Regions from separate parts of the Homo sapiens genome. Here region 2 is linked to region 1. A link is an interaction called in ENCODE POLR2A ChIA-PET data of the cell type or tissue named here. Cell type or tissue: Panc1. All regions are shown on one strand. Links, peaks and the distances in the headings refer to the core of each region. The heading gives the core; the rest is flanking DNA. Region 1 overlaps DNM3 (dynamin 3). Region 2 overlaps DNM3 (dynamin 3).

Evidence for each region. ChIA-PET counts read pairs that join two places held together with the same protein. Peaks named below come from ENCODE experiments on the same cell type or tissue, not always from the same donor. Only the 100,000 strongest peaks of a DNase experiment are listed, where the experiment ranks them.
Region 2: POLR2A ChIA-PET joins it to region 1 with 7 read pairs; 1 of 35 experiments calls an interaction of 5 or more read pairs at or near these places.

The regions. Positions count from the first base shown.
Region 1 is chr1:172,269,149-172,286,188 of GRCh38, forward strand. All of the region lies in intron 15 of DNM3 (dynamin 3), which reads left to right. Among named protein-coding and RNA genes, the nearest start is that of DNM3OS, 130 kb to the left of the region's middle. RefSeq lists an enhancer at 9,199-9,853. In Panc1, for the core only: no CTCF peak of the experiment used is centred there; no DNase peak of the experiment used is centred there; H3K27ac peaks cover 7,359 bases.
Region 2 is chr1:172,102,214-172,119,253 of GRCh38, forward strand. The region is part of intron 13 of DNM3 (dynamin 3); the gene reads left to right. Among named protein-coding and RNA genes, the nearest start is that of MIR3120, 28 kb to the right of the region's middle. In Panc1, for the core only: no CTCF peak of the experiment used is centred there; no DNase peak of the experiment used is centred there; H3K27ac peaks cover 3,586 bases.

The sequences.
Region 1 (17,040 bases), core at 5,122-13,121:
CATTCATGTTCAGGTTTCTGTCCAAAGACTGTGTTGATGAATGAGCCCAACACGGCTATGTAAAGTTCAAGAACAAAAAGAAATTATGTCCTTCACAGCAAGTTTACTTTTCTTCTAGGATTTCAGAGCAAACACATTGCCCTCTCTCCACCTATTTTCCGGAACAAGTATTTGCTTTCCCCACTACCCTCGTCAGACAAACACTGCAGCTTGGGACAGAAGTGTGCCTCCATTTGGAAACCATAGAACAACCCCAGCTGCTATTCATTAATGATAGGGGACCCAATCGCTAGTTGTAAACATGCTACAGAAAAAATATGATCAATTCTAAGAGACATGCTTTAAATGAGACACTGTAGTGGTAAGCTGTAAGAGAACTGATAGATCACTATTCTACCTTAAAAGAGATTGATACAAATGATTGCTAGGCTTTGTTAAAAAAACTAGCTTTTCTTTTTGAAAGCTATTAGTCACTCTGAAGAACTGGATTCAAGATATTATCTGTCTTGTTTCAGGCTTTTATTTCAAAGAATAAGTTTATATTTTGGTTACTTATGTTAAGGATGGAATTAAAGTGAGTTGTGTGCTGCAGCTTCCTTTTAGCCAGTGTGGTGGTGATTTTGTGAATTTGTGATAGCGTGGGGCCCCCAGGCTGAAGCCAGTAGTGAGACAGCAAGTGTTCAGGTATTTCAGTCAGCAACCTAGGGAGCAGAGCTCTTCAGAAATGAATAAGCAGGATTGCGAAAATATCCCTAGCTGGGCCCAGCCTGAAGGAAATGTTTAAATACCAATATCTCTTTGGCCGTCTTAGAGGCCTCCCAAGAACAAAAATAAAGGAAACTAAGGGCATGTTTTATTGACTATTGGAATAATCAGGTTTTTAGCAATAACATGTAGAATATAGTAAGAAAAAAACTTACGTCAAATAGTAGAATAAACATAAAAAGTCCAAAGAGGATTATTCTTCAAGTCTATTGCTGTTTCAATTCAGTTAGAGTTGAATAATGGCATCTCTGGCAGCCATAAGTGTTTTCTATTATTAGCAGTGTTACCATATACTATCCTGACATTACTAAAGTAATAACACCTTGCCTAGGAGTTCTTGAATTTGAAAAAAAAAAAAAAGCCTTTAAGCCAAACAGCACTTGTAACTATAATGCTAAATGAAGATAATTGAGCTACTTCAATCATGCACTCAAGATATTAATAATAAACCTGTCTTTTAAAAATAACAATTTACAAATAAGAATCTTTGTGTGACTTAACATTGCATGTCTAATATATTTTCAGTTTTCTTTAGTTGACTTATGGTGACACCAACTTACCCATAAAGAATGTCTTTAGTACCTATACCTGCTGAAAAAAAATACTGTGAAGGTTTGAATTATATTCCTTACACATAAATTATATTATTCTGCTTCAACTTGCTGCATTCAAAGGGAAACTATTTACTGGCATGTGTAATTAATTTTAATTAACACACAGCCTCAGCAAAGGGAACCGACATGGTACAAGCCTTGGTAGAAAATGTTAGTCACACTCTGCAGCTAACTCTGAGCAGATGCATAGTTTCATGAAGAAAATATTTGCAACGTCTAACTGTAGCGAGTTTTTCTCCTTTCTTTCTTTTTCTAATTTTGAAACTGCCTGTGTTTATTTCTTAGAATCTGAAAAAAAAAAGTACTGTGGGTATAAAGGAACAGTTTCAAAAAATGCAGTTGCAGAGAGTAGTTTTGACTATTCAAACAAGTAACTGCCTTTGCTCTCAGTGTGTGTTAAATCCACACCTCACTGAAATCTTTTATAGGTAAGAGTATGAGTGATATGTGTTATACTACCAGATATTAGCCTAAACTCTTTTTAATATTATAAAATGATTTTGCTTCAGAAAATAAATAAGTTGCTCTATCATCACTGTACTAAGGAGGACTCCTTTTCACTCTTAAAAATTGTTGAAGACCACAAAGAGCTTTTGTTTATGTGGACTGTGTGTGGATTATATCAGGAATATTGTGAGTTGGTTGACTTCACATTGTTGTTTGAAACTGGCCATAGTGAGAGTATTTATACCAGAAAACTAGCAAATGCTAAAATCATAGCTTCTCCTTTTTCTAGAAAGTCTGTTGATAAGCTTTTATCAGCACACCACCAATTATATTTATTGTTAGAAATTAAAAATGAGGTTTTAAAAATATTCATTTATTTAAAACTAACCCTAATAAACCCATTTTATGTTAACATAAATTATATGTTTTACTTTAAAAATTATTGAAAAGAGTGGCTTTTTTTTACAGTTTTGCAAATCTTCTTAATGTGTAGTTTAACAGAAGACAGCTGGATACCCATATCTGCTTCTGCTTTCAATCTGTTACAATATGTTGTTTTGGTTGAAATCAATGATGAAAACCTGGCCTCACACAGATGTGTAGAAAATGGAAGAGTATTTTAATAGCCTTTTAAAATTGTGGATCTTCTTCTTTGATATTCCACCAAAACTCGACAAGTAATTGTTTCTTAAAAGTTAATTGCAATGAGGGATCTGAAATCATATCAATGAGCTTTCTATATTCTGCTACACTGATTCATTGGTCTATCATGCACTTTAAATGGATCTTTTACTTATGAATGATTTTGTAACATCATACATTTGTCATTTGGAAAACATTGGTTCACTGATTTACACAGATCTTCCAAATGTTTATACATTTCATTCTACAATGCTTAAAAATCACATTCATTAATATCCACCAATCTTATCAGAAAAAGGGAAGGTGTCAATGACGCCCATGGTGATAGATATGAGTTTTCCAAAACTCTAACACAAAAATTTATCATTGGCCACAAATAGTGTCAGTTGTTTTCCTTTAAATGACAGGCTTATTTTGTTTATTTTTGAGAAAATATCTGCCAAAAACTGAAGTTTTAGTAACGATAGATTGTTAGCCAGTTTTTCAAGTAAAAACGGAATCCCATGAAAAACAGCATCTGCTTCACCTTACAACTGCTTTGCTTGAGACAAGCACTTCAGGATACAGCAGAAGTGCTTGTGTGTACTTCTTATTTTGTGACATGGAATATTAAAATTTAATCTCTAGAAAATATTCACTTATAATTAATACATAATTATTATCTAGAATATATGAATCTAAATTAAAATTTAATCTTTGGATATAATAGAATTAATATTTTTAACTGCTTCATCAGGATATCCTTAAGTGAAACTTGCTTTTTTTAAAACTGTGATGACATAGCAGTGAAGGCTACAATGACCATCAGTCAGTACCTCATTGTGATGTTGCCTTGGTTTATGCTAGGGCACCCACCCTTGCCTTTGCACCATCAGTGCAATGTTAATATATTTGTTGCTCCATAAACCATGAAATTAAAGTGATTCTACACTTTGGCTATTTCAGTAATACTTGTGTTCATTGATAAGAATTCATTTAAATGAATATCTTTGAGGATTAGTTAGTACTGATACCAGACAAATAGAATCAAAACAAGTGTCATTCTTTAGACTTGTCCATTTTAGGGCAAAAGTATAATTCTGCAGATTAGAGTTCTAAACTCATGTTTCATGGCAGCAACTAAATATTTAATTAGACAAATTAACTCTGTCATTTTAAAATTATAGTCATTTCTTTTTCTTGACTTCTGTTATCCAGTAGACATTCAGCAATGCCAACTGTACAAAAGCTTTTAGACTCTCAGCTAGTGTGCACTTCTCCAGCTAATGCAGCACAATGATTTATCCTATAAAATGCTTCAAGGACTTTTTCACTTCTAGTTTGAAAAGCCCTAACAAACAATATTGGGCTTACAAAGAACATACCTATGTCTAAAATATTTTATTCTTTTTTCTTTAAATGTTCAATGATTCATCTCAAAATGAGGCTGTAACTTAAGTGGCATTAAAATGCTATTCAAGTGTTCAATTGCAAAAGACAATAGGTAAATTATATACATATGTTAAAAAATAAGAGAAAGCTTTATTTGTAGTTTTAATTTTTTGTTATTTATAGTTTTGTCCTGTTTCTTTGCATTAGATGCCTTCCTTCTAGGAGTCAGAGCACTAACTCTGACATGTCAGTCTTATCTTCTTCAATATCTTTAGATGTAGCTGTTGCAGCTAGGGTTGAGAAAGTTTCTCTTCAAATCTCCCTTTTTTAAGCCAATGAGCCATCCTTAAACATAAGGAAAATACATTTTCTTTTATTTTAGAACTACTAAATCCTAAAATAATACATTTTAGATAAAAATTTTAAAACTACAAGTTTTGTAAATTAAAGCATTGCAAAACAAGACAAAAAGATATACTTACTTCTTGTTGTGTCTGTACATAGGCCCAAGGGAAACTTTAGGATTTCAAAATCACAATGTATTGGATGATAATGAGGTTAACAAAGATTATAGCAAGCATAAACAAAAATAATTATTAAGGGTGTGGTAGAAGCACTGAGAACAAATGAGTTAATCTCAGAAAATGCACATACTCTCTTTCAAATTTCTAGTACACAACTTTACTTTCCATTAATTGCCAGGTAATAACATCATCACATCATGTCCCTTTTTGATAAACTTCTCTGTATATTCATAACAGAATGAAAGTGAAAAAAGCAAACTAGTATTATGACAATGGTTTTGATCTGGAGAAACATCTGAAAGGATCTTGGGGACTCCTGAAAGAGTCCTGTGTACCCCAGTAGTCCCCAGATAATACTTTGAGGACTATTGTGAAATGGCAGTTATGCAATACGTGATATAATGATTCAGTGGTGTCACATCAGCTTAAGCTGTATTTTCATGCAATGGGGGGTGTGCTTATTGCATAAGTAAGTCTGTTGGATGTTTCTCTTACTTGTGAAGAATCAATATTACATTGATTGCCAAATTTGATTTTTCAAGTCCCCTACACACTGTCGTAAAGCAGATGGTAAAGACAGAATACCTCTGAAAAGTCAAACTCATGTCAGCTAAATTGATAGATTTATCTTAGCATCGAAAGCCATGTCACTCAGTCCCCTCCTACTCAACCCCAATATAAAAACCGAAACAGTGATGGAATTTCCAGAGCATTTGTTTACTCCCTTTAACTACCATTGCTCTTTGCTGAGTGATGATGCAGGGCAGATGGTGTCAGGGAGAGAAATCATCAACTAGCTCAGGATTGAAAGGGGATGAAGATGCTAGAAATGTGTTGATGTTTGAGAAGGATGTGTGGAAATGAAGAAGTGACTAAAGAGGACAGCCTTATCACCAACAACATAAGCATATCCCTTGCTCTTTAATTCTGCCCCAGAGGGAAAGGAACAGGGCTTCAGTCTCAAATGAGAGAGCCACTTTTCTAGTCTGGGGTAAAGATATCATGCATACCTTTCCTTCCTTCCCCTCCACTGTGATAGATCTGAGAAGTGATGAAAGCCAAGAAATATTGAGCTGTTGGATTTTTTTTACTAAATGCTATGTATGCCAAGGGTTATTTGCTTAATATCCTTCATCTTGGATCAAAATGGTGAGAAATTTAAAACCGAGAATTTCCCTGAAACACTGGTTTTTAAACCTTCTCTAGTGAAGGTTTTTTTTTTTTTTTTAATTTTCAATTACTTGCAGATCAATGCAAGGTCCTATTGCACGCCTGAGCAGTTTGCAACTTGCATGGCATGAGACTCACCTTATGAGTTCAGCAGCACTCAAACTGGTCTAAACACTTGAACAAGACAGACTAGTCCACTGATCAGGGCTTGGATGTCATAGCAGTGTCAAATTGCTACAAGGGCTTCCAACTGCTTACTCTTTGTTTCTGTATTTTTGTCATTATACACTAGTAAACAAGCAGTTCTGGGACCTGAAGCAATGCTCTGTTATTGGCCATCACAAATGTAAGGTTGAATTTGCCACATGCACTGTCTAGTCAAGGTTAATTATTCCTAGACAACTATGACTTGCCATCTGTGTAGCTGTTGCTAGATGCACAAGTAGAATTAGTTATGGTAGTGTGGGCTCATCAGGTAGAACCATTCAAAGTGTATATCACTTATATCTCATAGATTAGAACACATGGTCCAGATACTTATTAAATTATTGGATAGATCAAATTTCCATTAACTATACCTCTAACACAGAGGCTATCATCTGTGTGAATATACAGATGATAGAACATACAGAACAAGAACATGCAGGCTCAATATTTGTCACTAAAGTTATTTTATCATTAATTATTTTCAACATAATCTAATTTTCTTCTACAATCTGGAAAATATTTGGATTTTTTGGCATGCTGCATGTCTGCTTCTTTATAGTGCCTTCTTTCAAATACCTGAATCATAAATGAAGAAAAAAAAACTTGAGAAAGATACAGTTGTTGACATTTCAACCTTCTTGCTCTTTTCAAAACCACCTTACCTGCTAACTTCTGTTGCCTCTCCCCACCAGAGATGATTATTAATTTTTTCTTTCACATGGCTCAACTGGTCTGACACTCTTGGAAAACAAATATTTGTTTCCAGCCCATGGAAACACACATAGTGTACTCAAGCCAGAAGTTCTGAGAAAGCACACTGTCAGGTGCTGCTACTCCTTTGGAGAACCTGGCTCCCATGAAAACATCTGAAATATAGTTCCGTAACATCATCTATTATTAAAAGATAATTTTTATTGCCTTGAAATTTCTCCTTGAAGAGTATTTCCTTACTGAAGTGTTTTATGTTTAACTTGTCAAAAATTAAGGAAGGCATGAAAGTTGCCTTATGGAACTGAAGGACTCGCATTCTGCGTTGTCTTTCCAGAGGACTGAATTAGTAATGTGTAAAAGTGGCTCAGAAAAAGATATCAGCATATCATCAGGAAGAGGTTTTTAATACTCTTAAGATTTTATGTATTACATATATAGTATATATTTTTAGTATAGCTTTTTAAAAATAGAATGGGCAACTTGTGAGTTAGCAAGCCTCCCCCCATTTCCAGAGCACTTTAGCAGAAGCTAGATAACAACTTATTGGTAGGGTGTCCTAATTTATCATCACTCTTGAGAGTAAAAGGGGACAGTATTAATAATTAGTGTGGGACAGCACTTGGCAATAAACTGGGACTGTCTGGGCAAAAAGAAACAAATGGTAAATCCTACCTGTGAATGATGTCATAGAAGAGAGTCCTGCCTGATGGGGGAATTTGGCTTAGGTGACCCCTATAGTATATACTCACTTGACTATTTTCTGCACTACCATTTCCTCATAACTTTTTCCGATAACTTATTTTGCTAATATTCTCTAAACAGGAAGAAGTTTGAAATGCATTATTAAGGATTAGATTTTAAATTATGTTTAGGAAGATTTATGTGTAAATTGTGTTATAATTCTTTTAAATCCTGTAACACAAATTAGCTTGTAATAATCACAGAAAAAAAATCTTAATGTGTGTGTGTGTGTGTGTGTGTGTGTGTATAGGACTATGTTCCAGCTGGCCTTATTGAGTGAGTGTTCTTGTTAATTATAAACCAGTCTTGAGTGTGATACCACTGTTTATTATTGATACCTTCAACCTGCTTCTGAGATTCTTCTTATGAGTTAGAGTATCCCCAGAATCCTAAATGGGGAACCTCACTTCCATATTCGATAAGCTGATGTCAATTACAATAAAGAGTATGAGAATTATAAGTTAGACAAAAGGCAAGATAGTTCCTTTGAGAGGAAAGCATGCCTTACAACTCTATGAGTTGTTTGGAAAGTTAAGTATTTGTGACAATAATGAATGAATAAGTACATATTTAAGCTTTCAAATAGCCATTGACAAAAATCTGAATCATGGTGGAATTCAAAAAAAGTTCATTATGTTTTCTTTAAAAAAATATGTGGCTAGAAAACTGTCTCTGAGAAAGATTAAGGGTAGAAATTATTCAACCTATAAGTGCTTTATTGAGCATCTGTTATGTATTAGGCTCTGAGGTAGGAGCTAATGGGTACAAAAATGGTCCTTGTCCTCTGCATTCATGACTCTAGTAGTGTATTGGAAAGAGATGGATATTTCTGTTAATGATATAGTATAACAAATGAGATTTCTCATGATCCTAATTTTCTAGATTTCTAGGACTCTAACCAGCCTTAACGTTTGTATAAGTAATCAGAAATACTTTGCAAAAACTCATATTTTGCAGATCAGGCTCACTTGGGTAGTGAAAAGACAATCTTTAGAGGATTTCACAGCGTTTTAGTAGTGAGCAGGAAAATGGCAGACTAATTGAAATGTGGAAAAACCTGAGGTGTCATGTAAATTTAGAGGAAAATGGTCCAAACTGTAGTCATAGATTCTTGGAGTCTGATCAAAGGCAGTGAGTGTAGGAGTCTCTGTAGACTAGTTCTGAAAGTATCTATGCAATGTGTTGATGTGGTCAAGTAGACATCATCAAGAATAGAAAACACACTACTGATGTACAAAATTATGGTGTTTTATAACCTAACACATTATATATTAAAAAGTTGCCAGTCAATTGCAAAAAAAGGTGTAATATAACCAGAAAAGATTCTGTAAATAATAATTAAAATAATTGATGAGGTAAGAGAATTATCTTTTATGAAAATAGCGAAAGCATTAGGATTCTTCATTATGAAAAGATGAGATGTGTTTTCAAGTGTTAATGTCATTGAATTATGTGACTGTGATTTTCCCCCAAATTGAAAACTACTAGAATAAGAAGCCTTGAATAAAAAAATATAGGCTGCACTGAAGTTCTGTCAATTATATTCCTAATAGATTACATTAGCCCTGAGAGGTGGTACAGATACTTCCCAAACAATTTATATAAAATTATGACTGCATAAAAAATTAGTCTGTTCCTAAAGGAAAGCATCTCTGAAAGCATCTCTCAGCTCAGAGATTCATTGCAAGGAAAACCTCTCTGCCTTTCCTGATGTTTTCTGTTATATAAATACAGTTGAAGTGAACACTTGGTTTGACCCATAATTCTACTTTTTTTGTATTCTGTTCAAGGTACAAGAGAATCAAAATGACAAAGCACTTATGAAGAATGCGCCAGTCTATTTTCCTTAGGTGTATAAATAGCTATGGTTTTTTTTCTGCCCAAAGTCAATATTTCAAGTATTTTCTTACTTTACTAATGCTGTCACAACTCATCATTTATAGCCCCTTCAAAGGGCCATTAGTGTTTCACAATATGTAATGCAGGGGTGCCCAATCTTTTGGTTTCCCTGGCCACATTGGAAGAAGAATTGTCTTGGGCCACACATAAAATACACTAAAACTAACAATAGCTGATGAGCTAAAAAAAATTGCAAGAAAACCTCACAATGTTTTAAGAAAGTTTACGAATTCATGTTGGACCACATCCAAAGCCATCCTGGGCCTCATGCAGCCGTGGGCCACAGGTTGGACAAGTTTGAATTGTAACAAATGTAGTCACCTTCAGGGAAGCACTCACTATACATTTTTTGCCATGCCACTGGGGAGAAGGCAAGTGTGTGATTCACTAGCCCTTTAGCTCATAAACATCCCTGCTGTGTCCTGCCTTCAGTTAAAAATCAGGAATATCAGCATGTGACTTGTTGCATAAGTATACAAACTCAGCCAGTGTCTCATTGTACCATTTACTTCACTGCCTCTAAAGTTCTGTGGCATTTCCATAACAAACCCCAGCACATGCTGACTAGAGAAGAACCCCAGCAGACCACAGTGATTGACTTAATTTGGAGGTTAAAATGTTCTTTCTCTGGTAGTTTCTATTATCACTGCGACTTTTCCCGGGACACAAGATCAGTCTCCCCATGCTTAACCCAGAGGAGTTAGGCCAGTTTTCTGTTGCTGAAATTCACTTTGCTTATTTTCACTAGCAAACTGGTTTCATAAGCATAATCTTGCCAGACTGTATGTCATTTTTCTCCCTTTATTGTAGGAAATGATTGAGTGTGTGTGTTGAGGAAACGATTGATGCTTTGCCACCTTTGGAGGGAGCAATTATTTTGTGAGAAAGCTTGAGAATAATTAATTTATGTTGGATTGAAAAATAATTGGAAGCATTTTTCAGTTCCTTTTAATACACAGATTCTTATAGTAAAAGCATATTCATTTGAAATACACAAACTTTAGAAAACTATTTAATTGAGTAGATTTGGATAGTGGACTATTGTACCCCAAAAAGGGTCTCTTATGTCTATACATTTGCACAGAATACTAGTGTATGGGTGTTTGCACTTGAATAATTCCCAAATTGGCACAAATTAATTAGCAAATGCATGTGCTTGGTTCTTTTACATTGCTGTTGTCAATATCATCAATCTTGATTTCCAGCAAGATCCTGAACACCTTAGTCACGAATTTTATCGTGAAAATGTTAAGTGCGCTTGTTCCATCTATATGCTGTTGACCCTAAAGGTACACATCCAACTCTGATTACTCTTCTGGGCTTCAAATCTATATCCAGGCTTCTTCCTACCAACCCCAGCTTAAAATTAAACTCTTGGTCTTTCCACCCAGACATGCTCCTCCAATCTCCCAGTTGCTCATGCTGGAAACTTAAACATCACCTTGGATTTTTCTCTTGCCTTCACTTTCCGCACCCAGTTTCTCAGAAACATATGATGGCTCTGCCTTGGATATATATTTAGAATTCAGCCTCTTCTTTCTTACCCCTTGGCCTCATCGGCCTAGTCATCTCTTTGACTTTGGCAGTAGCCTCCTCCTTGCTGTTGTCATCCTGCAGTTAGTGTGTTCTTCATGCAGCAACCAGAGTGGTATTTTTTAAAAAATAGATCAGATCCTATCAGACCCCTCTGCTTAAAGTCCGTGTATTTTTCCATCAAGCTGACAAAAAAATTCAAATTTATCATGGCCTATGAGCCCCTCCATTGTCTGGCTTCTGGCTCCTTCTCTGAACTCATTTCTGAGTCTCCGCATTGTTCACCCTGCTCCAGTGATACTGGCCTCCTTACTGCTTCTTGAATATGTTGAGCTTGTTCCTGTCTGAGGGCCTTTGCATTCACCAGGAATATTCTTTCCCAGAAACTCCCGTGAGTCATGCCCCACCCCCTCAGTTCATGTCTGTTTTCAAATGCCACCACCTCATTTTCTGACCACCCTATCTAAAGAGGCACCTTCATCACTCTGTTCTTTTATCCTGCTCTATTTTGTTCATGACACTTATTACTTTTTGATATTTTTATTCATTGTTGTTTGCTTTGTCTTCTCCATTTTAGTATAAGTTCAGTGAAGGCAAAAATTTAATCTTTTTTAAAAAATTTATTCACTGCTCTATCCTGAGGGCCTAGAACACTGCCTAGCATATGGTAGTTATTCAGGAATGAAGGAATGAATGAGCATGTGAGTGAATACATGTTAGTCTTGATTATGAATATGCTACAGCTTACTTCTTACTGGATTTTTTCTCTCAGTTTTAAGCTTCAACCGATTTATTTAATGATAACTACATGTTTTGTGAGGATATAAAAATGGTACTGAATAATTACATGGCACTTTGTACTTTACATTCTGCTTTTACATACATTGTTTTATTGTGTTAAATGTTTAAGAAATCATCCAAAGAAATTCCAGGCTAGTAATACAAAGACAAAAAGAAAAACATTTATGAAAATCTTATAAGGAGCATCACTGAAACTCAAATTCATGAAAATTAATAGTATCCAGATTTTAGAAATACACACATGCATGCATACATGCACACACAGAGTGAGAGATGAAAGGAATGGTTCAAGCCAAGCATCAATAATTAAGTTATCCTGAAATATTGTAAATGGGTGAAAGGACTAGATAAAAGTGGCATTCCACATCTGGAGATTGGAATATGGGAAGTCATGGTCAGAGACAGACAATTATGTTCAAGGAACAGCAAGTTTTGCTTTGATGGAAAGAGACTCTTTATAACTGGAAGTTATGAAAAACTAAATGTGATAATATTGTGTGTGTGTGTGTGTGTGTGTGTATGTGTGATAATGGAGAGAGTGTGATAGCAGAATTAAATTGTGGGAAGTTTTAAAGCTATAGAACAAGACACTCCTCCAGATTTTCAGAAGAGAACTGACAGAAGTATAGAGAAGGATATACTACTTAATGAAATACAGAGTGGATTGAAAGGAGGTAAGGTAAGACACGGAAAGGAACTGAGGAGATTGCTGAAATGTTTCAAGAGATGGAAAAATGACAGAGTTCCAGATGAACTCTACACTTGAAATCGATTTCTTTCTCCATGGTTCACAAATGAATCATCACAATGGCAATCTCAAGATGAGAGTAACCAGGAAAATCCTACCCCAATGGAGATTAAGTAATCTGTGAGCTGACACCCCCATTTTCCCCAACATAAGCATTCTTGAGCCATATGGAGCTCTAATAGAAGGAAACACATTTCCTGGATCAGCTCTTTGCCTCTACAAAGTAGCTTAGAGCCCAAATTATTGATATATATAATTTAGTACTATAAGTTACTTAATAGCTGTCGTATTTAATATAAGTAATTATTGTTACTTTTTAAAATATACCAATGAACTTGATCTTAGGATTTTTTTTCAGTGACTCGAGCTGGTTTGCAGACCCCACTCCATAATTATAGACTTCTGTTCTTAAATGTTAGCTTCTTTGTTTGGCAGTATTATACTTGTTTCTTTCTCACTGAGATAAATGTTCCTAACAAAAAGAGATAATAAATGTTTTGGGTGATGGATAGTCCGGTTACACTGATTTGATCATTATACATTGAATACTTGTATCAAAATATCACAGTACCCCATAAATATGTATAACTCTTATGTATTTACAAAAATTAAAAAAGAAAAATCTAACATATAATTTTTGGTCCTCCCAATTCTTTGCTCTGAAATTTCTAAATTATATAACATTGGCATTGAAAGAGACCAAGAGATGTCATATCCCACCTGTAGGCAAGACCATATCTAAAATACATTAGCAAGATGAAAAGCTATTGCAGTACTTGCTTCTAAGACTGCTTAGCCCAGTGTTTCCACCAAACTCAGGGCAGAGCTATGGAGGAGCTGAAGTTTGTGTTTTGTCTTGTCCGTTGCTCATCCTCGCCGCTCATTCTGTCTACCTCCTTCTTTGATCTTCCTTTCTCAGTTAATTACATCATCTGGAAATATGGCCTTGTGAACTAATCACTTTCTCCAGGAACATTTCCATTTTAATAATAATCACTACCAGTCACCATGCTAAATGCTTTGCATGCATTATTTCAAATTCTTAAAACAACCCTCTTAGTACTATCCCCATTTAACAACAAAGAAATTGAGTCCCCGAGAACTTAAGTAACTTGGTTCAAAGTCACAGACTAGCACACATAATTAACAAGTATCAGGGTTTGAATTTCTCTATCTGATTGCAATGTCTACATTCCTTCCATCACATCATACTAATTCTTATAGAAACCTAAAGCCCTCAAGACTTAAAAAAATGAAATTTCCAGAAGCTTACTTAACTAGCTGGTGAAAAATTTGATAAGGGGATAAGGATATTCCAGATGGGATATCTCTGTTTATCTACTCCACATATTTAAAAGTCAGTCTGACTTTATCTGTGTCAGGAAGCACCTTTTGTTAAACCACTGTGATGCTGGGCTTAACTCTACTTGGAGAGAGTCTTAGGTTCCTTGTTTGTCAGTATAGTTCATCAGTCTTCTTTGGCAACTATACCCCAGTGGACATCCACATGTGTTCCTCATAAGAGAAGAAAAGTACAGTCCTTCAGTTCAGGCACATGGACAGCTTATGTGACTGTCTTAGGCTTCAGGCTTTACCTTTGGGTGGGACATATTTTTATGCCCACACAGTTCCATCAAGTAGCATCGCATCAACTTGCACCTGTTTTACTCCAGAACTTCTTCCTTTCCAGGTTCCAGCCATCTTAGAGCGTTGCTAGTTACTGACAATCAGGCAGATCTGATTGTCAGAGGCTTCTTTGCATTATCAGAAAATTATCCTTCATATCCTTGTGCCACATTGTCAGTTTCTTCTCATTTTTTTCCTCAATGGCAATGGCTAAAACGCCAGGGGCTCCATATTGCTTCAGACAGTACTTCATCTGCTGCTGTCATCTTGCAGATATCTTCCCTTGGCCTTTTAGCCTCATCTCTCTTCTCTTTAGTCACTTTGGAGGCTTTCTCCAGCTCCTTCCCACTGTGCCCCACCTCTTTATTTAGTTCCTAGAACTGGACACAGTGGTTGGCAGGACTTGACCAACACAGGGCACAAGACAGCAGTTACCTTATATTCTTTCTTGTGGCTAATTTCTCCATTGCCATTTCCTGAAGCCTTTTCAGTCATTCCTCAAGTATATTCATTCCTATAGAAAACCAAGTCAGGCTGGGCATGGTGGCTCACACCTGTAATCCCATCACTTTGGGAGGCCAAGGTGGGCAGATCATGAGGTCAAGAGATCAAGACCATCCTGGCCAAGATGCTGAAACGCCGTCTCTACTAAAAATGCAAAAATTAGGCAGGCGTGGTGGCAGGCACTTGTAGTCCCAGCTACCCGGGAGGCTGAGGCAGGAAAATCGCTTGAAACCAGGAGGCGGAGGTTGCAGTGAGCTGAGATCATGCCACTGCACTCCAGCCTGGGTGATAGAGTGAGACTCCATCTCAAAAAAAAAAAAAAAAAAAAAAAAGAAAGAAAGAAAGAAAACCAAGTCAATGTTGATTTTATTGAGATGTAAGAGGGTTATATTCTAAATTTAGCAGGGAAGAGGCAGATTTCCCTAGGAAAGTGCTATGTTGTCTCCTTCCTCAGCTAAGTTTTTATAAAAGGTTGCCTTTGGGTTTTCGTTGTGGTTAAAAATGTGCAATTGCTTGTTTTGCAATAGGTTTTGTTCTGTGTTGCTACAATTTTCTCTTTTATATATTGTTTTTGCTTACAATTAAATCCAGGAAAATGTGGAAGAAAAAGAAGTGAAATAATCTCACAGCTGCTACGTTTTCCTGGAAGGCAAAGACACCTCCATTTTAAAGTTAGTTTTAAAACATGAAATCATTGTTCTTTGAAACAGCCATCTGGTCAAAGACCCCTTTGTAGAGTACATTTTTAAACAACAATTTTTAAAAACCACTAGGAGCTTTGTAAATATTTTCTTTATCTGGGTTATGAATTATTTTCAGCCTTTTGAGTAATTGTTAAAATGATGAAACTTACTGGAATAAAACAGATGTCTGTTTTTTGTTTTGTTTTTAGGGGAAAGAGGAAAATGTCATTGGGATATTGAGATTTACTTGGTACCTTGACAGTGAAATCTGAATAAATGGTTGTTAGTGTCCTTCTTAGCAATCCATTTACCATCCTTTTTTTTCTCTCTGTAATGCCAGAATATAAGCTTCATGAGAATAGCAACCTTATCTCTGTTCATCGCTATGTACCCCTAAGGGCCTAGCACAATGCCTGGCACATAGCTTCTCAAGACATGTTTATCAAACAAATAAATCAAGAAATGAATACCATAGGAACATTATACAGAATGACTTTTCATGTAATCAGTTACATAATTCATTTGTCCTTCCATTTTCTTCTACAGAGACACTTGGCATGGAAGTCTCCCTTAATAGAAACTTTCAGGTTGAAGATATGCCTAAAAATTGCTACCGTTTTTACTAGTCCATTACGGTTCTCTTATCCATGATTTTTATGTAAATCAACTCTAAATTGTTTATACTTTTACCACCTCTGAGGACAATAAATCCCACAAATAGAAGGGAGTTATGGTTCAACTCAATGGATGTATAAGTAAGGCATTAAGTGAATACAGAGGGAGAATAATTTATGCAATTATTGCTAAGTGGGCTAGACTCAGAGGAAGGAATATTCCAGTTGAGGCTGTAAGGGTGAGTAGAAATTTACCAGGTGGTGAAGCAGTCAGGGGAATAGAGGCAACAATGCATGAAAAGTCTTAAAGGGATGAAGGGCATGCCATACAGTCCCTCACCTCAGGACCATCACCAGCACTGTCATCATCTGTCTGCTGAAATATCACTCATGCAAAACACAGGCTGCCACTGAAGTGCATGATTTTTTAAAATTGAGAATGATATTTTTTCTTTGAAGAGTCGGTTATATCCATTATTTTAAAAACTGTCAGTTCACCTGAAACAGCCTCCCCAAACGAATCACTCTATAGCCAAGCCTCATGGAGACCAGGTTTTTACCAACTTTTTGCAGCAAGACTACTTATGTGGCCCAGACTTTGGGCCATGAATAATTTTGTGCAAAACTCACCCCATCCCAATCTCACTGAATGTTAGCAGTGGGGTGCTGCAGAGTCTGAATGAAGGTGGCGGTGGTGTTGGTGATTTCCCTGGGTGGGGCCAGGGGACACAGCATCTTGGGCCCAAGCACATCTTAGGCAACCCTATCCGCAAAGGCCCAAACTTCCCAGATGCATCCAAGACATCTTTTTGAAGCCTCAGACAGAGCAGTAGTATGAAGACCTATTTTTCCATGTAATAAAGGCTCATATAAAACTTTTCAAAATCAGTTCAAGGAACTCACTTTGATATGACTTGACATGAATTTAAATAACAACAATAATAATACCAAGAGGTAATAATTTAGAAATAATTTGAAAGCCGAGTTTTGTGGGGAACCATTACATAAAACCATTGGCACCATGATCCTACCACTCTCATTCTTCTGAAATTTTCCTCCACCCTTTTCTGTTTCACAGTATCTTAATGTTGATAAACTAACACAGACAGCCCCAACGCAGTCCCAGGCTCTTAGAGCTCGCATCTAACTCCCTCTGGGTGTTTGTGGGATAACATGAATCTGCAACTGTCCATATGATTTCACGATTGTTGTTTTTTGGCTTCTTGACCTACGTTATGCCTTCTGGGATAAGATGCTGCTTGCCTTGCATTGATAGTTCCTCAAAGATCTTATTTTTTAGAACTTTTAAAGTGAGTTATTTATATATATATATATATACTATTATCATTTAGTCATTAACTCAAATGAAAGATCCCACACAGAGTAATTTTTATACATAGTAAATATGGAAGGAAGAGGCCAAGCTAGCACAGACTGGGC
Region 2 (17,040 bases), core at 5,313-13,312, 170 kb before region 1:
TATAGAAATTAATCTGATGAACCAAAAAACTACAATGGCTATTTGAATTTGTTGCCATTTTGTTTTTTAATTCTATAAAAATATCTCCAAAGGGGCCAGTCAATAGCTTGTAAAATATAATAATCATTATTTTATTATAATAAAATAGAGATTAGAGTTTATGAAAACCACACTTTGTCAAATATACAGCCTGTTAATTTGTTCTGCGTCTTTGAGATCTAGAGTTTTATTTGGAATAGTATTTAATGTATGCCACTTATGTTTTTTCCCCAGAAAATAAGCAGATGTTCTTTCCATATTTTTACAGCCAAGTTGCATCTTAATGGAGGGTTTAGAGCATAAAAACCAGTGAAGAGATTATCTTATCTACTCAAAATTACTTTGAAATACCCCTTCAATAGGCAGAATCTAGGTTTTCTGCTATGTTTTTACTTTGGGACAGTAGAGGCATGGTCTTGTTTCACCAGAGGAAGAACAACTGGTGAAACAAAGGCATCTCTCCTCCTGCCTCCCTCCGGCTGCCCCATAGCTCCTCTCTCTCCCTCCCTGCTTCCCTCTTTTCCTCCCTCTGTCTCTTTTATCCTCTTTGATGCTCTCTGTTTTACAAGTGTGGTGTGTTTGATTCCAAGTAAGCAAATGCCTGTATTATTCCAATTCCTTGGAATTTTGATAACATTTAAAAATGTTAATGTTTCTCACCAAAGATATTATTTTATTAACCACTGTATAGCTTATTTAGCACAAAGTATCCATGGAGCCAATAAAGTATCCATTTGTTACTTGTATCCAAAGTACATAATTTTGAATCTATAATTTTCAAGTTAAACAATAAATATATGAACACATTTTTACTGTGAAAAAGTTGAATAATGCAGATAAAATAAATACACCCTTGACCCCCACCCAATCCCACTCACCTCCATAGCTACCACCACTGTTATCATTTTGGAGTATATATACACATATATACACACACAAGCACATGGGTACACACCCACCCACACACAAAGACACTGTGATTTAAAAAAATAAAAATAGACAAATATTGTACATGTTTTGTTCTAAAATTGTAAACTCTACCAAGGCAAGGATTTTTGTCTCTTTTGCTTATTAATGTATCCCTAACAATGTCTAAAAGCTGGTGTATGGTAGCTGCTGAGTAAATATGTGAAGTTGACCTCACTTTATTCATTTAATGATATGTCTTAGGGATTTTTCCATGTAAATTCGCAGACATAAAATGACAAAACTTCTTTGTGGCATAATATTATAGTGTTCTACAGTATGGATGTGCCATACTTAATTCACATTTCCCTAAGGATAGGTATTTCTGCTGTTTCCAGTTTTTCCAAAACACCTGAACCAGTTCATAGACCCAACAACTATATATGTAAGTACCTCAATCCCCAGTACTGGATAATTATATTTTATATAATTTTTGATAATCTAACAGAAATAATAATATATTGTTGTTGTGATTTGCATTTTACTTATTGAAAGTTACAGAGGCCAGGCGCGGCGGCTCACGCCTGTAATCCCAGCACTTTGGGGTGCCAAGGAGGGTGGATCACGAGGTCAGGAGATCGAGACCATCCTGGCCAACATAGTGAAACCCCATCTCTACTAAAAATACAAAAATTAGCTGGGCGTGGTGGTGCATGCCTGTAATTTCAGCTACTCAGGAGGCTGAGGCAGGAGAATCACTTGAACCAGGGAGTTGGAGGTTGCAGTGAGCCCAGATCGTGCCACTGCACTTCAGTCTGGGTGACAGAGCGAGACTCCGTCTCAAAAAAAAAGTTACAGACCAGCCTTATACCTATTTAACAGACTTTGGTATCCCTTCTCCTATGAAATGTCTGATGTGTCTTTTGCCCATTTTAGGGAACCATTGTATTATTTTCTTATTGATTTTTAGGATTTTAAAAATAGTCTGGGTATTAGTTTTGTTTGTATTATATATAGTACAAATATTTTCTGCTTATCTATCTCTTGACTTTCAGTTTTTTTACTGGATATTATAAAACAAAAAGTTATAATTTTGGCTTAGAATATTTTAAACATTTTATGGCATTTATTTTTTATCTTATATTTTCTTCCAATATTTTTGTGGATTTTTATACTTAGCTATTTAAATTTTTGTTTGTTTGTTTGATAATCATATACTTCTGTCTTCTTAAACCACAGTTACTTATGTCTATAACTTACCGGCGAGGATAAATATTTTTCATGCTTATTGACCACTAGTATCTTCTGTTTAGAATGAGCCATTCATGCTGGTGTTTATATTCTCTTTGATATTTTTTAACTTTTACTGATTTATAAGAGAATTTTGATATAATAATTATATTGACCTTTTATCATATTTATTAACAATTTTTTAACTTTTTCTTATATAGAATTTAATTTTATTTATAAGGTTCTTGAGGTAAAGTTTTAAAAAATGTTTGATAGTAATGTTTATTGTTCTTTATTCTCTCATTTCTTCTACTGTATTTACATTTAGAAAGGTGGTACCTACCTTAAGAGCAGTTAAGTATTCATCCTTATGTTTGTAGCATTTTAATGCATCCATTATTGACATTTTTCCCTGTAACCTGTCTGAGATTCGTCATGGCACATGGTAGGAGGTGAGGCACTAACTTACAGAGCAGAGTATAGAGGCTAAGAGCATAGAATCTGCAAAGTCTAGTTCTGCCACTTGCCAGCCATATTAAGGCAAGTTCCTTAATATCTCTGTTTCTCTGTTTCCTCATTTGCAAAAGGAGAATGATTATTGCATCTACCTCTTAGAGTTGTTGTGAAGATTAAACACATTAATTTACATAAGGCACTGTGTATTTTGTAACAACTCAGTTACTATGGGCTATTATTATTTTATTCCAAAGGGGCTAATGTACAAATATAATCATATGAACAGTCCATACTATCACCATTGATTTGCAATACTTCTGTGATTGTATAATAATGTCAACAATAATAGCATAATAATCATAGCAGTTCACATTCCTTTAAAGTTTACTCTATGGCTAGGTATTGCCTTGAATGTATTCCTTACATCCACTCATGCAGTTCTACAGCAACCCTGTGAAACAGGGTCCAGTAGTTTTCCTGTTTTATAAATGATGGTACTGAAGCTTAGAAAAGTTAAATAGTTTACCCTAGGTCATACAATGGATAAGTGGCAGAATTCTGGCTTCAGTCCTGGTGAAGGATGAACTCTTAACCTAGAGTCCATATCTGGGTTATTTGTCTTATCCCTCCATCTGTTGATTTTTGTACAGTGACACACTTTTTAATTATTGCAGCAGTCTGTTTTAATAACTGCTAGGTTTTTCCTTTTATTATTCTTTTTTCAAAAATGAGTTTTGCTTTTGTAGATTACTTATTCTTTCAATTGAAGATTAAAATCTTGTCATATCCCAACTAGAGTTCTATTTGTTGATTGGGTATGTGTAAAGCTTACAAATTAATATGAGATGAAGTCTCATTTTTTCACTTGCTGTTTTCCCATCCAAACAGTTACTTGTTCTGTTTATTATAATTTTCTGTTTTCCCCCTTAACTTAGGTAAATTTATATATCTTGTTAAAATATAAAATAACTGGAAATACTCATGTTGTAATTTTAAATAGGATTTTTCAATTATATCTTCTAATTATTTATTGCTACATGAAAACCATTGATTTTTAAGCATTTATTTTGTATCACTGGAGTTTACTGGATTCTCTAGTAGTTTTAAAAATTCAATTATAATTTTTATTTCAACTGTGTAGTTACATCTTTTATTTCTATTTTCATATATTATTCCTTACAGAACAATATAAAATAGTACTGGATTTTCTAAGCTGCTTTTTACTTTAGTGGGAATTTTTTAGTCTTTTACCATCAGTTTTAATGTTGGATTTTTGTTTAAAATATATTTAGTATGATAAAGAAATAAATATGGGCCTGTAATCCCATCACTTTGGGAGGCCAAGGCAGGCAGACCATTTGAGGTCAGGAGTTTGAGACCAGCCTGACCAACATGGCAAAACCCCGTCTCTACTAAAAATACAAAAATTGGCCATATGTGGTGGCATGCACCTGTAATCCCACTTACTCAGGAGGCTGAGGCAGGAGAATTGCTTGAACCCAGAAGAAGGAAGTTGCTGTGAGCCGACATCGTGCCACTGTACTCCAGCCTGGGAGACAGAGCAAGACAAAGAAAGAGAGAGAAAGAGAGAAAGAAAGAAAGAAATTTAGGTGGGTGGGAGGAGGGAGAGGATACCTAATGGGTACTAGGTTTAGTACCTAGGTGATGAAATAATCTATATAACAAACCCCCATGACACAAGTTTCCCTATGTAACAAACTTGCACATGTACCCCGGAACTTAAAAGTTTTTTTAAAAAAAGAAATTTTCAAAAAAAGTAAATTCTTCTATTCCTCTGTATCTGAGATTCTCCATCAAAAATGGGCATTGAATTTCATTGAAGTGATTATGGTCTTACATATTGAATAAATTATGTAATTTGTTATATTGATATACTTAGAAAACATTCTTGCTTTTATTCTATAAGACTTATTTGGTTATTGGGAGTGATTGTTTGCCATTGAACGAATTTTCTTATTATTCAATTTAAGGTAACATTATTCTTTTTTTTTTTTTTTTTTTTTTTTGAGACGGAGTCTCGCTCTGTCGCCCAGGCCGGACCGCGGACTGCAGTGGCGCAATCTCGGCTCACTGCAAGCTCCGCTTCCCGGGTTCACGCCATTCTCCTGCCTCAGCCTCCCGAGTAGCTGGGACTACAGGCACCCGCCACCGCGCCCGGCTAATTTTTTGTATTTTTAGTAGAGACGGGGTTTCACCTTGTTAGCCAGGATGGTCTCGATCTCCTGACCTCATGATCCACCCGCCTCGGCCTCCCAAAGTGCTGGGATTACAGGCGTGAGCCACCGCGCCCGGCCGGTAACATTATTCTTTATAAAAAAATAATGAATATGCACTACTATTAAAATCCCTGTTGAAAGAGAAATGCCACCAAAATTAGGGAGAAAAAAATACTGTGTACTTTATTCCTGCATATCTCAATTTGCTAAATAAAACAAGAGGCTGGTTCATCTGTTGGGAGTGAGGGGAGTAGGACTTACATGGACATCTTAAGAAGATGGTGAAACTCAATATAGTTACTAAGTGGAATGTGGAAAAAAAAAAAGTAAAAGGGCTTTCAGCTGTTGGCCAGCTGGGAGAATCACCATCAGTTCACAGGCTGAGACTGCTGCACAGGGATGTCAATTTCTTCTCTTATTATCCGGCGAGAACTCTGGATCTTTCAATTTAGCCATTTAAGGGTTTAGCAAAAGACTAATTATAAAACCTCATTGACTATAAAGGTGTCACGAGATCTTTTGTTAGTGATGATGTCCATATTGCAGACCAGAATGTTCTTTTGGAAGGATGCCACTAGTTCATTATCACAGTGAAAATCAGAGTAAATAGATGAGACATTCTTGTATATATTTCCAATAGTGCTCTTTTGTTATTTTTGTTCATTGCTTCTCATACTGAAATTAAATCCTCTGAAAATAAATATGTCCCAAATTCACCATGACCAAGGCAAATTTCAGTTTCTGTCCCCAAAGCACGAATCTTTTCACATTCAGTGCAATAACATTACAGAATTTTTCCTGAGTCAGAATATTCCACAAAATATGAGACATCTTTACATTCTTAAGGTATTTCAAGGAGTCCTGTATTATGTATTCATAAAAAAGAAAGCTTATGTTGATCAGAGCAGTCAGGCAGGAGGTACCCGGTGGTTAACCTTCTGGTCTCCATTCTCACTCAGGACTCTGCTGTATCTTAAGTCTCGGTGTCAAGGTACCTAAATGCCAGGGCATATCAGGACATTTTATCATAAATTTTAAAATTTTGTTTTGTAATTGGATAATCCTATTCGAGAACAATCTTACTTTTTTTTCCTCCTCAGATATGTATATGTCTTCTAATCTTAGGGTCTCAGATTTATCATATAGTAGCTCTACATGTCAGTTCAAAATTCCATTTGCCATAAATCCCCCACCCCCTAGTGAAGTCCCTCCTTTTCTTTTTTCCCTCAGACATTTGCAATGACCAAGTCTCTTATAGCTTCTGTGGAACCATTTTTACTTTCCCTTGGGAGTAATTTGCATGGTACAGCAAGATTGTGATTTAATTGGAGTAGTCTTAGTAGCTTGAAAGAGTTAATGCAGGTCTCAGATGTATCTGAATAATTCTGGAAAGAGCAAAATGGTTTATTTGCCTAGCAATATATATTTTCTAATTATGTAAGTGCAGAAAATAAGTAAAATTTAAGAGATAATCTCTTGAAAAAATGTAAACATGTGGAGCATTCACTAATTAGGGAATGAAATGTCTTACTCCCAAAGTTACTATGAAATTTCTTTGACTCAGCAACCAATCCATTCCCCACCCCAGGGAATTCCATCAGGCTGAATTATATGGGATGAATGTTCCCTATCCAGGAAATGAGTGCCCTGGTTTTATAATTGAACCTCAGTTCCTTGAAGCTTTGCACTGTACACTTGCCTTACCAAATAATTGGCTGAAGTTTTTGTCCTGATTCTTGGTAAGGTTATTTACACACTTAGCCTGTGATGGATGGCCCCTGTGGGCAGATTATTAGCTGTACTACCATTTGTATTGCCTGGATGGAGAACTACTTTGGAAATGGTGAACAAAAATAAAATAAGCTTGGGAAATAAAAATATTAATACTAAATATAGTCATCATAATTTAAACAATTTCTAATGCCTATAATTATTATTTGTTTGCACTATAATATGAATTCTTTATGGAGTTTTGCCATCTCCAGCCCCTTTTCTAAGTTTTAATTTGAGTCTCAATTGACTTTTGTCTTTTATAAGAAAGTACGATTATAACAAAAACCTTAGTTTAATATCGAGTCATTTTATTGTTTCCTTACCTAGTCTACTAAAACTGATTTTCTTAATAAAGCTATGGAATTTTTAGCATATATATTTTATTCTCTTCAAACATCTCTTTCTTTTCCAGCAACTCTGTTCTTCCTGTTGACCTGCTGTAAAAAGTGGAGGAGGAAAAGGGAAAAGGAGGATTTGTTTTTGGGAACTCAACTATCTATAAATGACTTCCTCTTGTTTGGTACATCCACTTGCAGCATTTCATTTTCAAATGCCTGGTCGCAGGATCCATGTCCTGGAGGAAGGAACCATGTCATCCTTCACTCATCCTGTGCACATAGCCTGACCACTGCTCCAAATATTATCTCCTATAACTTCTGGCATTTCTTGTGCGTCTCCTCTTCCTGGAGTTCATAATTCATGTCACTGATTTCCGGTGCATGCAGAGTCAGGTTTTAGAAATATGAGACAATTTTAAAATTACAGATGCAAAGCCTCGCTGTTTGAGCCAACATCTGCAACTAGTTTACGGGATTAACAAAATAGCTGCTCTGGATGACTGATATTTACCAGGGCCTCTCCATTTCCCATCAGAAATCAGAATGCCTGTTACTTATATGTTCTTTAGTTTTCAATGGAAATCAGGAATTCATCTGTTACATACTTTACTTTATTAAGTTTCCTCCTGGAGTATCTTGAGTTACAGCCAATTTTCAGTTAGCCATCATTAAGCAGCTTGGGAAGAATATGGGTAATTAAAATCCACAAATAATTAAAAGACTGACTTTAACCAGGAGCTCCAACACTCTACCCTGAGACATTCTGCTGAAATTACAAACAAGTCAAACAGTTAATGTGTTGTTCTTTGTTTTGTTTTGGTGCAAACAAAAAAAATTCTGAACCTGTTACTCCTCAGCTTTCAACCATTCAGAAATACTCCTTTACATATAAGATAAAGTTCTAACATTCATTATTCATTCCCTCTTTTCTCCCTGTTCCTTCTCTTGCCCCTGACACTCCTGAATTCTGTGTTCCAGGTCTCCAGTCAGCTTCAATAGCTCAGGCTCTTTCTCTGTTCTTCTTTTCCATTATTGCCAAAACATCATTTCATTTATCAGTTTAAATAGCACTTTCTTAGGAGTACTTTTCCGGACTTCTACACTATTTTCAGTCCTCAACTGCATGTTCCCATAGAAATACATACTCCTCTCACCACAGTTTTGTATATCTACTTGTTTAATGTCCATCTCCCCAATTTGACTATATGCTCAGTTAGATCAGGGACAGTAGTTGCCATTTTCACTGCCATATTCTGTGTGTCTAACATAGAATCCGCTTATAAATATCCAACAAGTAACTGTTGAATGAAAGAATTAAATATTTTAAAATCTGGAATTAAATCACCAGCTACATAAATGTTCTATAAAATAATGACTCAAACTGTGACATTAACATCCAAAAGGGAGACTCTAAAATATATTAAAGCTGCTTATTAATTTTGGACATTACTTTCTGTCATTCAAAGGAAAAAAGGTATTTTAAATTTAATTGTCATTGCAGGTGTGACTATTTCAGTTTTCCATCTAAATAAATATGTCACCACAACAATTGTTACATGTAGGTTGGGTGCAGTTGCTCATGCCTGTAATCCTAGCACTTTGAAAGGGTGAGGCAGGTGGATTGCTTGAGCCCAGGAGTTGGAGACAAGCCTGGGCAACATGACAAAATCCTGTCTCTACGAAAGATACAAAAATTAGCTGGACAAGGTGGCATGCGCCTTTAGTGTCAGCTACTCAGGAGGCTAATGTGGAAGGATCCCCTGAGCCGGGGAGATCGAGGTTGCAGTAAGCTGAAATTGTGCCAGGGCACTCCAGCCTGAGTGACAGAATGAGACCTTGTCTCAAAAAAATAAAATTAAATTAAATACGTGTAGCTCTGAAATATGATTCTGAACATAGTAAATTCTAATCTAATAAAGAAACTGATTTAAGCTTGATTAACAATTAGAGCAAACCACTGAATTATGACTTATATTAAAACCCTAGCAGATGCTATTGTTGCTTTAGATGGGAGAGATTTTCCTTTATCATCCTTGACCTCCCAGACATTGTGACAATACAATAAGACTGCTACATGTTTACAGTAGCCCTTGGTGTTGATATTGCCCTTGATTTAGAACCATGGTACCAATAATTTATTGACTAATCTGTGATCTAGGGAAGGTATAAGTATTTGGTATTCCAAAGGAGTATAAAGCACAGTTGATCTCTACTTGATAATAATATCAGCCCTTCACTGATGCCAGACATTCTATTGAGTACTTTATATACATTCATCTCACTTAGTATTTACAAAATCTATTTGAATTTAGGATTATTAGTTCCAATTCTTAGTTGACAATAAATGAGGCTTGGCTATATTAAGTAAGTTGCCTAAGTTCACATAGCTAGTAAATGGCAGAACTGACCTAAAAGCCCAGAAAGTCTATGCTTTGAACGAATAAGCTGTAATCTTATTGGGAAAATGGGAGCACAGCAAACACAGTGGCGAGTAATTCAAAACAAGGTGATGTAAGTGCTAAACTCAGATAGTGAACAGAGTAGATAGAAGAAAGAGAGCCACATGGGCTACCAGAGCTTCTTTATTTGTTAAAATAGTATAATAGATGGACTCCTTTTTTTTTTTAATCTTAGAATGTTACTTTCAATTTAGCCATTTAAGGGTTTTGCAAAGGACAAATTATAAAACTTCATTGACTACAAAGGTGTCACGAGATCTTTTGTTGGTGATGATGTCCATATTGCATACCAGAAGATTCTTTTGGAAGGATTGCCCAGAAACTGCTCTACGTATTTATACTTCTACCTGTCATTCTCTGGAATATTTGATATTTTAATAATCATAATAATAGCTATAATTTATTGCATGGGTGTTTTATATCAGGCAGTGTGTTAGGTGCTTTGTTCTTCAAAATAACCTTGCAGAGCATATACTCTTATCTTCATTTCGATGGATAATAATAAAAATAGCTGATATGATTAAGCATTTCTTACATACCAGCCTTGTGGTAAGCACTTGACATTCATTATTTTCCTTAATCTTCACAACGACCTTATGGTCTAGGTAGCAACGGTTTCATGACTGAGGTAACTGGGGCACAGAGAGGTTGGATAACTTGTCTGGGGTGACACATGTAGTATGTGGTAGAGCTAGGATTTAAACTCATGAAGTCCAGCACCAGAGCTGGGGCTCACAATTGTTTGCTTCCACTCTGGTTTCTCCAAGGCCACGTGACTAATATGGTGGAGCTAGGGATCAACTACAAAGTCTTGGCCCTTTCCACTCATTGGTACTCTTTTGACTCTTAAATCTGAGTGATTCTTTCATCACAGTGACCCTGGCCCTGAACCTCTTCAGTCTTTCCATTTTCCAGTATGTGCCATTCCTGAAAACATAACCAATTCCTGAATGTCAAAGGAATTGCTTTTTTTCCAGTGATAAAAATCTGTAGTGATATCTGTCTTTTTATCCCTGAAAACAGAGGGGAGAATTTAATAGCATAGGCCTGGAGCTTGAGATGAGTTTGGGGCCCCACTTGCCACTTGTAAGCTGAATCATTCACATCATAAGGTTGAGTCGCTCTATGCCTCACAGTGTTCAAAGATAAAAGAGGAAGAGCAGTGTGAATCTCATAGGGTTGTTGAGAAGATTAGTGAGACATCCATGTAAAGTGCACACTGCTTATAGTAAATATTCATTAAGGGTTAGCAACCATTTTTATTATTGCAATTAATAAAGTTGTCCTTTTGAATTCTCAGAATTGTACCAGTAAACTTTAACTTAACCAGTAGTTCTCATGGCTCCTCTAATTTAATAACGTTAGCAGTTTAAAGTAGTCCTCAGGGTTATAATTAATGCCTTATTTATTTACTGAATGTGGGGTATTTACTGAAAGTATAGTTTGATGATTAAAGGTAAATAGGGTTTCCTTAGTGAAAGATTTGTCTTGATGAGATAAGAAAGTCAAATTGGAAAGAAGTAAAAAATTATATTCAGAAAATAAACTCCAAGAATGACCACTGTTATTTTAAATTTTATCTTGGTAACGTTAACATTCCTTAACTTCCTGCTATGTGTGAGGCCCTGTTCTATGGATTCCCTCATTTAATTTTCACCACAATTCTATAAGGGGATATACTATTATTAGCTCTTTCTGCCACTCCCCCACTTTTTTACAATTGAGGAACAGATGTACTCAAAGAAACTCAGGAAGTCGGAGTTCGAGATCAGCCTGGCCGACATGGTGAAACCCCATCTCTACTAGAAATACAAAAAAATTAGTCGGGCCTGGTGGCGGGTGCCTGTAATCCCAGCTACTTGGGAGGCTGAGGCAGGAGAATCACTTGAACCTGGGGGGCGGAGGTTGCGGTGAGCTGAGATTGCACCATTGCACTCCAGCCTGGGCAACAAGAGCAAAACTCTGTCTCAAAAAAAAAAAAAAAAAAAAAAAACAACTCAGGAAGTCCATGTTTTCTTAACGTAAATTTTTACTTTCCTGGCATCAAAAATTGGTCTTGACAAAAGTGCCCAAAGCGTTTACACAAAATTTTACAGCACATCCTGCATCGTGTGGCATCAGCTGTGAGTTATCCCTTTTGTGTTGTCAATCACATTTTAATTCCCTGATAGGCCAATCTCAATCACAAATTTATTGTGAGTGTCTTTTCTTCTTAAATAATCTGATGCAAAGAGGCAAATAATACTGCCTACTGCCTAGAAAAGGGATTTTGACATTATTTCCTGATTTAATTTCCTATGTATTGAATCGATGCCAGACACTCTTCTGGGGGTGGGGTGGTAAATAAGACAGATTAAGTTCTCACTCTCTCATGAAGCTTATATTTTAGTGGTGGAAAAGATAGAAAATGAACAACAAAAAGACAAATGAGCAAGAAGAAATTGTACATATTTTCAGTGTAGAGAATTAAAATTGGTTGCTATGAGGAAAAGTGAAGATGGAGGGGCAGTGTGGAGAGAGGTAATAGGAGAACCTCTCTGAAGAGGGATGGTATAAGGTGAGTTCTGCATGACAAGTCGTGGCTAACCATGCAAAGGTCAGAAGGTAGAGTCTTGCCAGAAGGTACAGCAAGGACTAGAAAGAACTTGCATGTTGTAGAAACCAAAAGATAGCCAGTGCGGCTGAAACATGTGGCAAAGAGTGGAAAGAGATTAGGCTGGGTGTTCTAAGACACTTTCTGTTTTTAGTGTGGATATTGAGATGTAGGTGATCACTTCTACCTGTTTCGTACTCTTCATAAAGGTTCTTCCATTACAGAATCTCTAAGACTCTATATACTTATGTACCTGCCCTACCCAGCAATTTGGCAAGAGTACAAAGGAAATAAGGTATCCCAATTTATCTAATGAATGAGATCCTTTCCTCTTCCATGCACTTGTGCCTTTTGTTCCCTGTACTAACACTTACTTATATAATGCTATATTCTGGAGTAATGGTTACAAGTACTGTTTAGTGCTCTGTGCATTCTCATTTGTCCTCCAACAGTAGGTACTACTATCCTCATTTATGGATGGGAAGATTGAGGCTCCGAGAGGTTAAGGATCATGCTCTAGAGGGATGGAGCTGGGTGTAGATGACCCTGGAGACTTGCTACCTCCTTAGGAGTGTTGCTTATTTTACAGTATGCATAAGTTTTATGCCACATGTGAGGCTACGGGCATCTTGAAGTCAGTCCAAAATTTTATCTTTTATAATCTTCATGCCATGTACTATCTAGTAACTATGATAAAGATGTTAAAAATGTTGTTGGCAGGATGAAAATATTTGATTAAGAAATGACACTAAAATTATCCCCATCAAAATTATCTTCATCTTCTCAAGAGAATATACCAAGGAAAGAAACAGATTGTTTACCTTACATTTGTATCCATATGAAACATACAGTCTTTTCATTGTCTGGGAGTCTGTCCACACCACAGTAACAAAAAAAGTGCAGGTTGTATATTTGGTGCTGGAGATAGAAAGGTGTTAGATAATATTCCTGTCCTCCAAGGGCATGGCATCTAGTCCTGCAGAGAGCTCTCATTCCTTTTTTCCCCTCTCATACCACATCTCCTTTCCAATAGCAAATCCTGTCATCTGGAATCTGACCACTTCTCTCTCTGCCCATTACCACCACCCTGCTCAAAGCTCCATCATCTCTCACCTGGGTTATTGGCCTCCCTCCTGCTTCTCCTCTTTCTCTTGTGAGTCTCTCCCCTCAGCAGCCAGAAAGCATTCTTTAAAACAGTGAGATCATATTACTTCCCTGTTCAAAACCCTCTAGTGATTTCCATCCTACTGAGAATCAAATCTAAAGGTCTCCAATGACTGTTAAGGTCTATGGGATCCGTCTCCTCCAGCCTCTCTGATCCAAGTTCCTAAGGCTCCTCCCCCTCTCGCTCACTGGGATCAGGCAATTGGCTTCCTTGGTGTTCCTGCCTCAGGACTTTTGTACTTATTCACTGTTCCCTCTTCCCGGAATTCATTCCCCTCCTCCATCCTGTTACACCAACACAATCCACATGCTCTTTAAATTCCTTCAGGTCTCTGCTGAAATGTTATTTTATTGAAGAGGCCTTTCCTGATTAAGTGAAAAACATCATTTTCTCTCCAACATAAACCAAGAGCATGCATTATCTCACTTAGATTGCTTCGTTTTTTCACAGTATTTATCATCTCCAGATATATAATTATATGGTTATTGTCTATTGCTGAACTCTAACCACAACTCTACCCCAACTGGAGAATATAGGTTCTAGTGCCTAGAATAAAAAAAAAATAGGTACTCAATTAACGTAGTAAGTATTCAATAACCATCTATTCAACGGATGGATGGATGGATGGATCTTCTATCTCTGGCTAATATTTAGACTCAGCTTATCTTTGGCTCTAAAAAGGTAGCACTTGCTATGTAAATAGTGTTCTGATAATATTAATGAAATATCAGTTCTTTCTTGTTGGATTGTGTATATCAGAAGCTGTAGGAAGAAGCATACCTACATGCATCTTCCCCTTTTTCAATTTGTGTCATTATCTTGTTCTTGTATTGTGCTGCCTGTGGATGGCATTCTGTCTGGATGGATGTGTCTTTTTCACACACATATGATCATTCTAAAGAGACCCCACAGGAGGTTCTCACATGCCTGCTCTTTGCTTCCCTTGTTCACTGACTTCTGCACTCATCATCCCCCTATTTCCTTGCACTGCTGTAGACCTGGTTGTTTTCTGAGACAGTCCCTATCCAGTATTCTTTTCTCACATTCCACATTTGGTGCGAATCCAAAGCCAGTCCAGCATGGAGTGGACAGGTGGTGTTGGGGAGGGGGAACAGGGAAAGGCAGAGGAGAAGCAAAGCTCCAATGGAGATTCCCTTCTTTCTCCCATAGCTGAGGACCCTGTATTCTCAAGGGTAGCCACCTCAGCTCTATGAACCAACTGTTTTTGGAAGTACATCTGGAACACTTTGGGATATTAAAATAGGGCTTTGTGGTCAAACTTGGAGTTGGTAAGCAAAGTTAAAAGGTGTGTTTATCTTGATACTTCTCAGCATTTTTAATAGAAGAATGTGCATTGTGTACGTGAGAGAAGACCGTATGGTATTGCAGGAATTTCATAACTTTTTTAGTCATGAAAACTTTTTTCATGGAATGTCTCTCTTAAATAGCATTTCTTAGAACGTACTTTGAGAAACCCTGCCTCAACCCCATCAGTTACTTAAAAGTCTTCACTGGGCCGGACGTGGTGGTTCCCGCTTGTATTCCCATCACTTTGGGAGGCTGAGGTGGGCGGATCACCTGAGGTTGGGAGTTTGAGACCAGCCTAACCAACATGGAGAAACCCTGTCTCTACTAAAAATACAAAATTAGCCAGGCATGGTGGTGCATGCTTGTAATCCCAGCTACTTGGGAGGCTGAGACAGGAGAATTGCTTGAACCTAGGAGGCAGAGGTTGTGGTGAGCTGAGATCATGCCATTGCACTCCAGCCTGGGCAACAAGAGCAAAACTCCATCTCAAAAAAAAAAAAAAGTCTTCACTGAGGCCTAAGCCTTCTCTCTATTTTAGAATACCAGAATGGCGGCATTTTTTTTTAAAATGTGCATGGCTCTTATATTTAGTCTTTGTGACTGATATGGTTTGACTGTGTCTCCATGCAAATCTCACCCTGAATTGTATCTCTCAGAATTCCCACGTGTGGTGGGAGGGACCCAGGGGGAGGTAATTGAATCATTGGGGCCAGTCTTTCCCGTCCTATTCTCATGATAGTGAGTAAGTCTCTCAAAATCTGATGGGTTTATCAGGGGTTTCTGCTTTTGCTTCTTCCTCATTTTTTTCTCGCAGCCACCGTGTAAGAAGTGCCTTTCATCTCCCACCATGATTCTGAGGCCTTCCCAGCCATGTGGAACTGTAAGTCCATTTAAACCTCTTTTTCGTCCTAGTCTTAGGTATGTTTTTATCAGCAGTGTGAAAATGGACTAATAGTGAATCAGGGTCCCACAAGTATCATCTTTAATCTTTCTCTGAAAGCTGAATTGTATTGGAAGTGGAGAGAGGAGAAAGAGGTTGTTTTTAGGAATGAGCTCTTTTATTTTGACCCCTAGTAATTACTAGCAGGTAAATCCTTAGAAGCACTGAAAAAGGTAGTGATACATAAGGGCAAGTTAGAAGTTGTGAAGTGTGTTCTCTTGCTTGGTAAGAAGAAAGACAACTGGGTCATACATAAGAGATTGTGGCACTGAACAGGGGAGTTGGTAAGCCACTCCTCGGGACCTCAAGACTAAAGTGCACAGGGCTAACCAAACTGACAGGAAAGTATGTTTGTGGTTTGCACAAGGTGAAAGCCCCAGTTACCCACAGCTATGTGCTTAATGGTGTCTATATCCTCACATCCTGCACTGCCAAAATCCACAGAACAATCAAAGGTGAGGAAGGAAGGTCCTTGATTCCTTCACATTGGAAGAGATTTAAAACTAGGATTCCACATTAGATACATGCATGCATTTTTCCCTAGAACATTAGTATTTATGGTAGTGGGTTCTCTATGAAGGATTGGCTACTAACACTTATTTAATACCTGAGTGTGTGAGCATCTCCTTAGTAATACTATTGGTACTCTTTTTCAGAGGTATGATAGGGTAAATAAATTTTTCTAGAATGTCTTAGGAACCCAAAACCTTAAAATTTGTCAGCCATTCTCATTACTTGACATTGACAAATTGCTCTATAGCTTTAATTTGAATGATTGAATGATAGCACATCTTGTTGCTTCCCTTTAGGGATCAAAATTTCCAGGAAGTCTTTTAAAACTGATTCTCTGTTTGATATGTTTTCTTCATTGGCCAATTCTTGTTTTGTTTTGTTTTTTCTTCTTTTGCAATTTTGGAAGATTTTTTTTTTCTGCATCTGGAAGATGCTGAGAAAGTATTGATTCACCATATGAAATCAGACTTACATGGGAAAATTTCACCTCTGTCACCCACCCGTTCCACTCTCGAGCTCCCCATCTCCATCAAGCCACAGCAACAACTCTTAGTGACGTTTCCCAGCCAGCAGGCATCAGGAGAGCCAGAGTGGTTTTTCTCATATTTAATGCTTTCAAACCAGTCACAGCTGGCTGCTCCTGCAAGTGCCCATCTCTCATCAGAGATGCTGAAGCTCCTCTCTGAGTCCCTCAATCCTCCCCTCTGTCCAGAGATTAAAGACAAAGGCCTGGCACAGAAGGGAGCCTTTGGTACCCTGCTTTAGCACTGTGACCCCATCACCTTTGGGGATTGGTCAGGCTGATGTCATACTAGTTGTTAATTTTTTTTTTTTTTTTTGAGACAGAGTTTCACTCTTGTTGCCCAGGCTGGAGTACAATGGAGCAATCTTGGCTCACCACAACCTCCGCCTCCCGGGTTCAAGCGATTCTTCTGCCTCAGCCTCCTGAGTAGCTGGGATTACAGGCATGCACCACCACACCCAGTTAATTTTGTATTTTTAGTAGAGATGGGGTTTATCCATATTGGTGAGGCTGGTCTCGAACTCCTGACTTCAGGTGGTCCGCCCGCCTCAGTCTCCCAA